Regions from separate parts of the Homo sapiens genome. Here region 2 is linked to region 1. Evidence: chromatin loops called from intact Hi-C (ENCODE). Cell type or tissue: pancreas. All regions are shown on one strand.

Region 1 (2,500 bases):
CACAGCACATGTTTCAGAGAGCAGGGGGTTGGGGGTAAGGTTATAGATTAACAGCATCCCAAGGCAGAAAAATTTTTCTTAGTACAGAACAAAATGGAGTCTCCTATGTCTACTTCATTCTACACAGACACAGTAACAATCTGATCTCTCTTTCTTTTCCCCACATTTCTCCCTTTTCTTTTCGACAAAACTGCCATCGTCATCATGGCCCGTTCTCAATGGTCGCTGTCTCTTCGGAGCTGTTGGGTACACTTCCCAGACGGGTGGGCCTGGCAGAGGCGCTCCTCACTTCCCAGACGGGGCGGCCGGACAGAGGCGCTCCTCACTTCCCAGACAGGGCGGCTGGGCAGAGGTGCTCCCCACCTCCCAGACGGGGCGGCCGGGCAGAGGTGCTCCTCACCTCCCAGACGAAGAGTGGCCCGGCAGAGGCGCCCCTCACTTCCCAGGCGGGGCAGCCAGGCAGAGACGCCCCTCACCTCCCAGACAGGGTGGCGGCCAGGCAGAGGCGCTCCTCACTTCCCAGACGGGATGGCAGCCGGGCAGAGACGCCCCTCACCTCCCAAACAGGGCGGCTGGGCAGAGGCGCTCCTACCTCCCAGATGGGGCAGCCGGGCAGAGATGCCTGTCACCTCCCAGATGGGGTGGCTGGGCAGAGGCGCCCACTTCCCAGACGGGGCGGCCGGGCAGAGGTGCTCCCCACCTCCCAGACGAAGGGCAGCTGGACAGAGGTGCTCCTCACTTCCCAGGCGGGGCGGCCGGACAGAGGTGCTCCTCACATCCCAGACGGAGCAGCAGGGCAGAGGTGCTCCCCACCTCCCAGATGGGGCGGTCGGGCAGAGGCGCTCCTCACCTCCCAGACGAAGAGCGGCCCGGCAGAGGTGCCCCTCACTTCCCAGGCAGGGCAGCCAGGCAGAGACGCCCCTCACCTCCCAGATGGGGCGGCGGCCGGGCAGAGGCGCTCCTCACTTCCCAGATGGGGTGGCGGCCGGGCAGAGATGCCCCTCACCTCCCAGACGGGACAGCCAGGCAGAGGCGCCCACTTCCCAGACGGGGCGGCCAGGCAGAGGCGCTCCCCACCTCCCAGACGGGGTGGCCGGTCAGAGGCGCTCCTCATTTCCCATTCAGGGCAACTGGGCAGAGGTGCTCCTCACTTCCTCCCAGACGTGGTGGCCGGGCAGAGGCACCCCTCACCTCCCAGACGGGGCAGCCAGGCAGAGGGGCTCCTCACATCCCAGACGATGGGTGGCCAGGCAGAGATGCTGCTCACTTCCTAGACGGGGTGGCGGGCGGGCAGAGGCTGTAATCTTAGCACTTTGGGAGGCCAAGGCAGGTGGCTGGGAGGTGGAGGTTGTAGCGAGCGAGATCACGCCACTGCACTCCAGCCTGGGCAACATTGAGCATTGAGTGAGCGAGACTCCGTCTGCAATCCCAGCACCTCGGGAGGTCGAGATGGGCAGATCACCCGAGGCCAGGAGCTGGAGACCAGCTAGGTCAACACCGCGAAACACCGTCTCCACCAAAAATACAAAAACCAGTCAGGAGTGGGGGCGCATGCCTGGAATCCCAGGCACTCGGCAGGCCGAGGCAGGAGAATCACTGGAGCCCAAGGCAGGGAGGTTGCAGCGAGCCAAGATCATGGCAGTACAGTCCAGGCTCCACAAGAGAGGGAGACCGTAGAAGGAGGGAGACGGAGAGCTAGAAGGAGAGCGAGAGGCAGAGGCGGAGAGGGGAGAGGGGAGAGGGCCTATTTCTTTGTTGGAAGGTTTGAATTTGCAGGTTTGTAGTCTTTAATAGGTATAGAACTATTAAGTTTTTTTATTCTTTATTATCTTTTAGTAGGTAGCATGAAAGCATTTATGCATTTCACTTAAACTTTCAAAGTGACTGACAACATTGTTTGTACTATTCTCTTACTTTTAATGTCTGTAACATCTCTGATGATGTCTGCTTTTAATTCCTCACAATGCTTATTTTTCCATCCCTCTTTTTTCTCTTGATCAGTCTTGTCAGGGTTTGTCATTTTCGTAACCTTTGAAAAGATTAACTTTTGGCTTTCTTGATGCTATACTGTATATTTGTTTTCTGATTCATTAATTTCTGCTTTTATACTTATTATTTTCTTCCTTATAATTTGAGCTTAACAGCTATTTTATCCTAACTTTTGATATATGTTACTGTTTCTTGATTTTAAGCCTTTTTCTTGTCTAATATATGTATTTAAGGCTATGCCTTTTCCTCTAAGCATAGCCTCAGCTGCATCCTACAAATTTGTATATGCTATATTTTATAATTATTCAACTTAACAAAATTTCCAATTTCTATTGAGATTCCCTCTTTTATTCATATATTATCTAAAAGTATGCTAATTAATTTACCAAGAAATGGGAATATGGAGGTTTTCTAATTTTCTTTTCATTACTGATTTCTAGCTTTAGGTGTGACAAAACAAAAAATTTCCACATAGTCTCAATAGTTTGGGATTTGCTGATATTTACTTTAT
Region 2 (2,500 bases), 89 kb before region 1:
GAGTAGTGCATTTGGGGTGGCAAGTAGATGGCAGCCCATGTTAGAAGGTTAGCAGTGAGCAGCAGTGAGATATCAGGTGTGAAGATAAATTGGGCATGAATTGAAGGGGATAAATTGGATGCTTGAGGGTTTGGATTTATCATGCAGATGATGGTGGTGGAATAAGGGATGGCCTGATGAAATAGTGAGTCAGGAATTTTGTTCCGTAGTTCTTGATGTGCAGTGTGGACTGGGAAAGAAGAAAATAGAGACAGAAAGCTCAGGCTGAAGCCTCTGGTGTTACTCAGCGGTGACAGGGAAGAGAGAAAGGGGAGGTCATGAATTTTTGTTGAACTCCAGCTCTGTGCCCTTACAGTGTAGACAACTCACCTTATTATGCCAGTCCCTCCTCCCACCGACACGGTGAGAAGGCTGTTACCAGTAACATCTTACAGATGAGGATGCAGAAGAGGCTCAGATCCCTGTGTATATGGCCTGAAGTCAATGGTTTTGAACTTGGAGTCCACATCTGTTTAGCTTCAAAGCTTGCGGTCTTTTCACTCTGCTATGCTGTCCTGTGGGCTGGTGAGGAACTGTGGAAAGCAGTGGAAGAGAAGAAGGGAGAGATGAGGATGATGGTATCAAAGTCGAGGGCATGTGGGGACTCACAAAAGGAGGATTTAGAGTGGCCCAAGGGTTCATGAGGGACCCATAGTGGAGACTCTTTGACTAAAACATTCTGCCTTTGAAATTCTCCTTACCAGGACTCTATATTTTGGTGTCATGCTTTTGAAAGCAGTGACTTCTGGAGGGAGTTTTATTGATCTAATCACTCAAGATACAGGCTCTCGAAAAATCTATTTTATACCCCCTGCCCTCTCCCACCCACCCAAATTATACTACATTTTCCTCTTTATGACACTCTCTATGAAAATTCCTCGCTTCTAGTGCCACAGACCGAAATACGACATTTGCTCTAACAGCATTTTACTTGAAATTGTGTTTGGCAAAATGTCTCTTTGCGGTGCCTGGAGTTATCCCGGTCTTTTGAGGAAGGCACGAGAATGACAGGCTCATGGACATGCATTCGGAAGTAGGAAATGGTTAGGGTCCTCCTCCCTGCTCCCTTAACCTGGAACAAAATCTCCAATAACATTTAAAGCCGAAGGATCATCTCCAGCACTTCATTTCACTGAACTTCTTTTGTTCAACTTTGCCTGCATCTAGCGTTCACACCTCTAGAGGGCACTGTTTGCCTTGAAATGAAAGTTCTTTAAGTTTCAATCACCTTTTCCCTCTGGGGTCTATTGTTTTTGCTCTACAGTACTTCGTTTTCTTCCAGAAGGGTTTTCTTTCCTTTTGTGCCCGTGTATTTGTGGGAGCGTGCGTTTCTCCTTTAAAAGTGAATTTAGTGCGTATGAACATGGCAGATAATTACTCTGACCAAAGCCTCTCATGTCTGGGCAGGTCTTTTGAAAGCTTTCTTCTCCCATACATTCTTCCGGTGCCCCTCAGTCTGACCCAGGGTGCACCTCCCCCAACCCCAATTATTTCAGTCTGGGGGTCACCGTCACAGCTCTGCCAATGCATCTCAATCCTGCCTCACAGCTGCCTGGGCTGCTTCAGCCAGGGCTCCCTACTCAGGGCAACTGAGCCTTGATTTATGACATCCCTTTCCACAGGTCATGGTCTCTCCTCAGGCAAGACTGCTGATCATGCCACATTTTCAGATTGGCTCTGCACTGCAAACTAATGTCTGGAAGGACAATAATTTGGCCCTGAAACCCATTTCAACTGTGACCTCCCTCATTCAGTCTGCTCTCTGAACATGAAGGACACCAGGGTGCCCCTTTATGCAGAGAAGGTGGGTGGGTAAGTATTGCTTCCTACTGCCTCTGTGAAATGTAGACACACACACGCACACACTCCTCAGGCCTCATGTCTGTGCAGTGTAGAAGCACTTCAGGAGCTCTGAGCCTAGTTGAGGGTCAGGGCCCACCTGAGCATCCCTATTCTTTCTCCACTCTGTTCCAAGGGCCTAGCAGTTCTCACTTTTCATGCTGCACACACAAGGGATGAAAGCATGTGTCCTCAGGGGTGGAAATTAACATCAGTGCGTGCTGGGGAGGGTGTAGTTCAGGACCAGAGAGGTGGATGGATGTGGAGGTACCAGGTGGAATTACCAGGCATTCCTCAGTGAGATAGAGGGGACCCATGGAATGGCTTTAGGAGGAGATGGAAATAACCATTAACTTGACTGTGATCTCATGTGGAGAGGGCTTCAGCAGCCATCAGTGAGGGCATCCTCTGAGCAACAGCATGTGAAGCTGCAGAATTTATTTTTGTGGACTTCTTTCACCTTCCTCTTGTTTTTCCTTCCCTCCACAATGTTCTCCTCTCTTCTGGGTACTCTGTCCCACTCTGCCAAGAGGAAGTCCTGTAATCATAGGATGCCAATGCTAGAAGGGATCACTTTGTCTAGACAAAGATCATTTTGTCTTAATATCTCCATTTTAGAGTT

What was found. Peaks named below come from ENCODE experiments on the same cell type or tissue, not always from the same donor. Only the 100,000 strongest peaks of a DNase experiment are listed, where the experiment ranks them.
Region 2: it touches region 1 in a loop (3-fold over the local background); 1 of 110 quality-filtered maps calls a loop at or near these places.

Annotation. Positions count from the first base shown.
Region 1 is chr1:163,498,075-163,500,574 of GRCh38, forward strand. No RefSeq gene overlaps it. Among named protein-coding and RNA genes, the nearest start is that of NUF2, 180 kb to the left of the region's middle. In pancreas, no CTCF peak of the experiment used is centred here; DNase peaks (open chromatin) are centred at 657 and 1,097.
Region 2 is chr1:163,408,942-163,411,441 of GRCh38, forward strand. No RefSeq gene overlaps it. Among named protein-coding and RNA genes, the nearest start is that of NUF2, 88 kb to the left of the region's middle. In pancreas, a CTCF peak has its summit at 1,218 (motif pointing right); no DNase peak of the experiment used is centred here.